Linked DNA regions of Homo sapiens: region 2 is linked to region 1. The links are chromatin contacts, found by Hi-C in ENCODE. All regions are on one chromosome and are shown on one strand. Each heading gives the region's core, a stretch centred on a gene start or an enhancer-like site at or near the end of the contact. The rest is flanking DNA. Distances are from core to core; before and after follow the strand shown.

What was found. A loop is a pair of places that touch in the nucleus more often than their neighbours do. Pooled maps may share reads with other maps.
Region 2: a map with no recorded cell type shows a loop between it and region 1 (15-fold over the local background). The contact joins the enhancer-like site here to the promoter of KDM5B in region 1. A Hi-C loop is called at or near these places in 2 of 37 single-sample maps with no recorded cell type and 7 of 50 pooled maps.

Annotation. Positions count from the first base shown.
Region 1 is chr1:202,807,171-202,811,035 of GRCh38, forward strand. KDM5B (lysine demethylase 5B) reads right to left here and starts at 1,251. Exons shown (of 27, transcript NM_006618.5): 1 at 932-1,251. The coding sequence starts at 1,135. It overlaps LOC124904583, which reads right to left. Exons shown (of 3, transcript XM_047439549.1): 3 at 3,068-3,865. The coding sequence ends at 3,865. PCAT6 (prostate cancer associated transcript 6) reads left to right here and starts at 3,784. Exons shown (of 2, transcript NR_046325.2): 1 at 3,784-3,865. RefSeq lists silencers at 136-205, 306-425, 826-1,025, 1,056-1,265, 3,651-3,865.
Region 2 is chr1:202,614,011-202,618,496 of GRCh38, forward strand. All of the region lies in intron 1 of SYT2 (synaptotagmin 2), which reads right to left. Among named protein-coding and RNA genes, the nearest start is that of SYT2, 94 kb to the right of the region's middle. Within about 2 kb of position 1,749, at least 13 of the 41 ENCODE cell types and tissues checked have a DNase peak (open chromatin) inside an H3K27ac peak, as active enhancers do.

The DNA of each region.
Region 1 (3,865 bases), core at 1-2,500:
GAAATCTTCGGAGGTCTCTCCGTCTGACGTTCCCCTACAAACACGGCCTCGCCCGGACCCCATCCCCACCAGCACAGCCCAGGCCTCCCCGGGGAGCCGAGCGGCTGAGCCAGAAGAAGCCGGGAGTGTGCGCGTTCGGGAGCGCGGGCGGGCATCGGGGCCCACCGCCGCCCGTCCTGCCCCCGCCGCCCCAAAAGTGTCCCCCAGACACTAACGCCCCCCACAAACATCCGCTCCGGGGCTGGACCCGCGGCTCCTCCCCGCCCCCAGCCAGCGCTGGCCGCCCCCTTCTTGACCCCGGCCCGGGGGACACCTGGAGGCCCGGGGACCAGGCGGTGGAGGGGTGCCCTGGTCTGGAGGGTGGGGCGCCCAGGTGAGGGCCGCTCCGGGCCGACGCCGCCACCACACAAAGGACCAGGGGCTCCCGCCGCCATATTGAAAACTTTCCTCCTCGCACGACAACTCGCAAGTCCCCCACCCCCACCCCACCCCATCACACACCCCCGCACCCCGGGAGCGGAGGCGAGGACCAGCCTGCCGAGCCTCGCCGGGCCCACAGTCCTCCCTCCAGCCCGCGCCTCCGCCAGGCTCCGTGAGGAAACTCCCCCGCGACCACCCCCGGCTCCTGCCATCACTCCATCCGGAACCGAACCCGAACCTCCGCACCCGGCCGCCCGAGCCCCGCGGCGACCCGGCCCTCCCATGGCACCGCCGAAGCCCCCGGTTCTCCCACGCTCCTCATCTCCCACCCTGGAGAAGCCCCCGTCTTCCTCCCCCGGCCTCAACTCCGACCTTCTAGGCAGCCCCAAACTTGACGAGGCCGGCGGGGCGACCGGCTCCCCGCCCCCCGCGCCTCGGGCCTCCCCGGACCCGCGCGTCCCCGCTCCCTCCCCCAGCCACGAGCTGGATCCGGGGTGCTGGCGTGACTCACCGGCGGCGGCCGCACCTTACAGATGCCAGTCTGCTCGGCTATGGGCCGGATCTTGTGGATGAAAGCGAAGGGGTCCGCGAACTCTTCCCAGCTGGGTTCGAAGACCGGGCACTCGGGTGGAGGCAGGAACTCGCCCAGCGGGCCCGGGCCCCCGAGGGGCAGCGCCGGGCGCGGGCCTGGGTGCAGTGTGGTGGCCGCCTCCATCACCGCAGGCTGGGCAAGGGCGAGGCGAAGGTGGGCTCCGGGACCGAGGCTGCGAGCTCCGCTCGGTCCGAGACCCGTGCAGACGCGGCTCGAGCAACAGCAAGTCCGAGTTGTACGGGCAACGGCAGCACCTTGGGCTTTTTCAGCCTCCGACGACGACGTCTCGCCGCAAGCCCACGCCGTGCGCCTCCGCCGCCACGGCGAGGAAAAAGAGTCCCACCCCACCCCCATCGACCCACCCTCCGCGCGCGGCTCCCCGCCCCGCCCCCGAATCGGGCGGGGCCGCGCCTTCCGCTGTGGATGGAGTTTATCCTTAGGGTTTCAGTTGAGCCAACTTTTATTGACCATTTACTATGTATCAGAGTTCCTGCCCTGAAGAAGTTAAGTCTGGTAGAAAGGATCAGTCCCATAAGCCAATCATTCAATCACGTCAGTACACAATGGTAGGTGCAGTAAAACCCAGGAGGGGGTTTTGGAAAGAGTATTGGAAACGGAGAAGGATTTTCCAGTAGAGATAACAGCTTGAACATACACATAGCATGTTCATGAGAAGGCAATAGTAGTAATAATAATAATAACGTAACATTTTGGGGCACTTTCATATCCTAGGCACTGTTCTAATTGCATCGCATGATTAATCACACAACCCTATGAGATAGGTACTCTTATTTCCACTTTACAATAAGGAAAGTGAGGCATAGGTAGGTTAAGCAATTTGCCATAATTCACATGGCTAATAAGTGATGGAGACTATTGGGAGGTGGAGATGTTGCAGGGAAAATAATCATCCACAAACAGTCTATGACGAGGTCAGACTTGAGAGGGGCGAAAGACTTGAAATAATCCAGACAAGGAATGATAGGATCTAAATTAAGGCAGTGGTGCTGATAATTATGAGGAAGGGATGCAAAGGTAGGAAATAAAATTAGGACATAGTGACAGATTGAGGGGGGACGACGAGGTATTAAGATTCAGATGTCTGGCGTACCTGCCTGAGTAGATGCTAGCCCGTTGGCATTGCTGGAACATTCACCCCAATTATATACAGAAGGCGAGTTACTCAAGGGAAGAAGATACTGTGTTCATTTCTGGACATTTTGAATTTGAGGTGTCTCTGGTACATACAGGTAGAAATACACAACGGGGTATCCTTCAACAGACTGAAGGGTATAAATCTGAAGGGGCGAGATCAGAATTGGAGATATAAATCTGGGAGTTATGTGCTTATGGGTGATAGCCGCTATTTAATGCTACTGTGTGTAAAGCACTGCTCTAAACGCTCTGCATGTATTAGCTCACTGAGTCTTCACAACCACCATATTGAGTAGGTACGATATTATCCTCATTTTGCAGAGCAGGCAACGGAGGCAAAGAGGTTAACGAACTTTAAGAGATACGAACACTTTTGAGGCGCCTTTTTTCTTTTGGCGGGAGACGGGGGACGGGGGTGGGGGGGTAGTGTCCAGCAGCCTCAGAAAAAAGGAGGAAGCTCAAAAAGTAGAACGTCAACATTGAAATGACCTCTTTCATCCAGAAAGCTGCCAAACGTATGCAAGGAATGTTTGTCAAGATCTTAGTTCGCTTTCAGATTCACCTAGTGGAAGGAAATCTCTTATGCTTAAGAAGTCTTCAATTAAAAGGGGGGATGGGCGTGGGGGGAGAAGAAAACCGCCTTCCCTTCAACAAATTTTTCCCAGAGGTACCGGGCCCAGGAAAGAGTTCACAGTGGTCCTGGGAGAACGTATTCCTTTTCTTAGCTCTCCAGGGCTTTGGGACCTGGAGTCTTTTCCTGCTCCCTACTGCAATGGAGAGTCAAGCCCAGGGGACAGCTAATACACTATTAAAAGAATTATCAGTGCAAGATAGATATGCGATGTGGCAAGTTATAATAGAATCTAGGTAGTGGGTATAGAGGAATTTGATGCAAATTTCTTTTAACTTTACTGAATATTTAATAATACTAAATAAAAGTTGGGTAGAAGAATTATCGTCGATGGCTCTTTGGTGCGCATTCTGGGCCTCCGAGGGTCTTGATGAAGCTCATGTAGTGTCATGTGCTCTCTCGGGAGAGCGTTGACTATTTTCACTCCTAACGTTGGCATCCTACGAGCCAGGTAGGCATAACTTTGAGACAAATTCTAGACTTACATGAGTTATGATTATTATTTAACTGAGATGGACAGGAAGAACAAGCCTAAGAAAATCTTTCCCAATTCTCAGCTGCGTCCTACGATTCCCTCTCGCTCCCAACTCTCAAGGTCTCCCAGTCCGGCTTCCTCCATTTCCGGTAGTGACCCTAAGTGATGAGATTCTATCGCTCCCAGATCAGGCCGCAGCTGTTTGGCTCCCAGCAGACCCGGTGTGACGTTAAGGGACGGGGCGGTTGCCGGCGTCTTGAGGGGAACCTAGGGACCGAGAGGACTCTCCGGGAAGGCAGCCGCTCCCCCGCCCACAACAGACGCTCCCCTTGCCCTTTATGATGTTTACATGGGCGGAGGGATCCCTCCCAGCTGACAGCCACACCGCGCCGGCCCTTCTTTTTTTAAAGAGCCTAGCCACGGGCGCTGACTGGCCGGCAGCCGGGCGCGTCATCCTCCGGGGGCGGGGCCCGGGCCGCATTGTCTCGTCTAGGGCCGGCTGGACGCCCCAGAGGCCGGACCTGGGCAACCCCAGCCTGGAGGTGCCGGGGCCGGAGCTCCCAGAGGGCTGGGTGCGAGGCCTAGGCGGGGT
Region 2 (4,486 bases), core at 499-2,998, 190 kb before region 1:
ATCTGAGAAGTGTTCATTGAACCTTATCTGAGGCACCTGGAAGTGGCCCTGGCACCGTAGAGGGACCCAAGGTTCATGGTGGATGCAGGCCTTCTCTCCAGACTGACCGTCCAGAAATGGTCCTGTAGCAAAGTAAAGCTGCTTGGTGTCAAATAAACCAGCCAGGAATGAAGACGCTTAATGCTCCTGAGGTTCAGGGAATCTGCAGGCCAGGAATGAAGGGGGAGAACTGCATCTCAGGAGTGTTGGAGTCCCAGAAAAGGAGATTAGACTTCCCTCTATACCCAGCAGGAACCACTGAAGGGTGCTGAGCAGTTATAAGTGGGGTTTGTGAAGTTAGCTCCATGGGGAGTGGAGCAGGGAGGTTGGTTCCACAGACCAGAAATGGTAAAGACCTGCACTAGGATGGGAAGGTAAGGAATGGAGTAGAGAGAACAGATGTGAGAGACACATTCATTCATTCACTCACTCACTCAAGTATTTACTGAGCTCATATCATGCTTCCCTCATGGAATTTACCATGCACTTCACATAAGTGCATATAAAATTGTAATTATGAGAAGTGCAAGAAAGGAGAGCCATCTGGTGGTGGTGAGCATTTATAATGGGGCATACGTGAATTAATCTGGGAAAGCAAAAGTGCTTTCTTGAAAAATTGATGATTGAACTGAGACCTGAAGGGTGAGTATTTATCCAGGTAAAGAGGAGATGAAAGGGCAGCCTAGGCAGAGAGCACAGCCTATGCAAAGGCCCAGAGGTGGGATGCAGTGTGGTGAGTCCAAAGCCTGAGAGAAGGCCAGGGCAGCTGGAGTGGATGGATCACGGTTCAGGGTGAGGCTGGCAGGCCGGGCAGGGCAGGATCAGGAGCACCATAGGCCGCGTCAAGGAGTTTTGTCTTTCCCAAAGAGGAATGAGAAGCTGTGGGAGGCCTTTTAGGGTGGGGGCAGGGGTAACATGTACAAATGTATATTTTAAAAGTTTCGCTTTGGCTGTCGTGAGTAAAAAGACTAGGGTGGAGCATAACTCCAGAGGAAAGCGGGGAAAGAGTTGAAAACAGCCAATAACAAATGTCATCCCCGAGCTCTTATGAAAGACAGACGGCATTCCCGGGGAATCCACCAGAGGAAAATGACTTAGAGCTGCAGAGAGGGAATGTGGGGAGTCCATGAAGCAGCAGCAGCAGATTGGAAGCTTTTCCAGACTCCAACAAAACCAGGAGGCCATAGCTGCCCAGACAGCAAGGGAATAGAAGATGCCTGAGGAGGCTCATGTCAAAGGCAGGCATGGGCAGTGGGCCCAGAGAGTGGATGGGGTGGATTCAGGGCCCGTCTCTCAGTTATGCACCCAGTACATGGCACCAGGTGCTGAGACCAGAAGCCTTGGGGTCATCCTTCCCATCCATGTGGGGTCACCCCCCCACATCCCAGGTGTCTGCAAACTCATCAACCACCCACAATGCCTTCCAAATCTGGCCACTTTCCACCCTCCAGCTGGAGTACCACAGTAGCCTCCTATCTGGAAGCTTCCACTCCCCTCCACTCAGCCTGATCTCCACACTGCAGCCAGACTGATCTATTTAAAACCCTCCTGTGGCTTCTTGTCACATTTAGAATAAGATCCCTGCCTGGCCTGGCCCCTGGCTGGCTCCCACAGGCATTTCCTGTCCTTGCTCTCAGTCACGCAGTTCCTGCCATGCTGGCCTCTTGCCACCAGCCACAAACCCACCAAACAGACCCCCATCCCACAGTCTTGGCACTTACTCTCCCTCAGCCTAGAATGCTCTTCCTGGAGAAGTCTCCCTGACCTCCCTGGGCCACCATCAGCCCCTCTAGTCTTCTTTTCCCACCATGGTCCGTGGTGCCTACAACTTGTTCGCAATTCCCCACACTCCCTTGGCATTTCTGTGGTATTCACCTGGCAAAGCGCCAGCCCTGGAGAAATCCCACTGACAGCTTTCTCCTTCTCCATGGCTACCCCCGACTGCTGAGCCCCCTGGTGAAAATCCCCCCACAGTACAAGGGCAGCCTGTATCCCATCAATCCCCAGGATCACCCAGGCCCTCTGCACTGCACAGAAACTGCAGGAAACGCCTCCCCACCAGCTTCGCCTCCTCCTCCAGTTTCCGCAGGCCTGTGGCTCCCTCACACCCCTCCTCTCTCTTTGCTGTTATTTTAAAGAAAAGCAGAAGCGAGAAATCTCTCAAAATGTCCCAACCTTGGGTCAAACCACAGACCTTTCCTCCTGACCCCTTGTGAGTTGAGGGCTTTTCCTCTGGTTAAGCCAGTTCCCGTTCCTGCGCAGGATCCCTCCTGACTTCTCAGGAAGTCTTTGCCATCCCTGCCCTTTCTTGTGCCTAACATTTCCCCCTTCCCTCAGCTGAGGCTGGACCAGTCCAGTTTATCACATCACCCACCAAAAATGAGCCCCACCTGCTGCCTTGTTCTCCCCTTCGTGACCACGCACACACACTTGCACACACATACACATATGCACACACATATACACACGTGCACACACACGCACACATGGTCCCCATTTCGTCACGTCCACCTCACTCGTCAGCCCCTCCATTGTGGCTTCTGCCCCATCCCTCTGCTGAAGTAGCTCTTTGTAAAGTCATGGATGATGAACACAAGGTCACTAAACCCAGGGCGCATTTTCATTTTCCTTGAGCTGGACCCCTGAGCTGTGGTCAGCTGGCCGCTGCCTGCTTTTGTCATAACTGTGACTACTCCTCCTTCGGTTGCCTCAGGCTTGCACTTGAGGTCCTTCCCTTCTCAGCCATGGTGTCTCCCTGCGTGGTTCCTTCTGCACCCAGGCATCAGTGCCATCCTCTTCTGTCAGAGTCAAGCCACTTCCGAGCTCCAGGCCCACAGGTCAACTGGCCCCCGACATAGCTGCCTGATCTTCTGGGTCTCCTCTTGCTCGCCTCCAGTCAGTTCCGTATTTGCCACCAAGGCAATCTTCATAAAATGCAAAGCCAGTCATGTCGCCAAAAATGAAAAGCCATCCCAGGGAGACAGGCCGAAAGCCCTAGCGTGGCCTACAGCCCCTCATGCTCTCCATCCAGCAGCACCTCAGCTTTCCCTCCCTGGGTTGCTAACACCAGCCTACACTCCTTCTTTTGTTTCCCCTAATACACTGTATTACCCTCTTCGGGGCCTTTGTATATGCTGTGCCCCCTTCAAGGAGCCAAAGCCTATGATACAGTTTGGATCTGTGTCCCTGCCCAAATCTCATGTCAAATTGTAATCCCTGATGTTGGAGGTGGGGCCTGGTGAGAGGTGATTGGATCACAGGGTCAGATCTAGTGATAGTGAGTTCTCATGAGACTGGTCATTTAAAAGTGTGTAGCACCCCCCAACCCCCACTCCCTCGCCTCTTCCTCCTGCTCTGGCCATGTGAAGTGCTGGCTCCCTCTTCACCTCCCCCCATGATTGTAAGTTTCCTGAGGCCTCTCCAGAAGCCGAGCAGATGCCAGCATCATGCTTTCTGTACAGCCTGTGGAACTTCGAGCCAATTAAACCTCTTTTCTTTATAAATTGCCCAGTCTTAGGTTTTTCTTTATAGCAGTGCAAGATCAGACTAATACAGTCTACACATCTTTCTCAGCTCAAACAGTACTTCCAAGAACGCCTTCCTCCCCACACCCATGGCTCCCTCCTCCCCTACCCCCGCATCAAGGCCTCAACCACCTGCTTTCCCAGCTCTCCATTCTCATCCCCATGGTACTCATGCAGCTTGTGACTGTATAAGCAGCCACCTCATTGGTCTTACTCACTGCTGTTGCTCTAGTGCAGGCATTGGCCAACGGCAGTCCAGGGGCTAAATCCAGTCCCCCACCTAATTTTTGTAAATAAAATTTTGTTGGGACGCTCACTTGTTTACGCATTTTTTGTTGTTGTTGTTGTTGAGATGGAGTCTCGCTGTCTGCCAGGCTGGAGTGCAGTGGCACGATCTTGGCTCACTGCAACCTCTGCCTCCCAGGTTCAAGCAATTCTCCTGCCTCAGTCTCCCAAGTAGCTGGGATTACAGGTGCCCACCACACGCCTGGCTAATTTGTTGTAGTTTTGTAGAGACGGGGTTTCACCATGTTGGCCAGGCTGGTCTCGAACTCCTGACCTCAAGTAATCTGCCCACATTCAATAAATATGTGGGTCTGTAAATGATCAAGCAGGACAGACTTTGAGATTGGGTCACATTATGTCATTTCACAGAAGACACTGAATTCTGTGGGGAAGTGGCCTTCCCAGGGTCCCCCCGTGCAGTACAGGCTGGCTCTGGGCCCAGGGCTCTTTCCACAAACCATGTTAAGACTCAGTTGTCATCAGGCTATATCCAGGGACACCCACCCAAGCATAGATTGGGAAGGAACCAAGGTCTGGTGTGAGTGTGTGTGTGTGTGTGTGTGTGTGTGTGTACAGCGAGACCCCAAAGCTGGCATGGGAAGTGGGGGCATTGCACACAGCTTTGGGAACTGCCCACC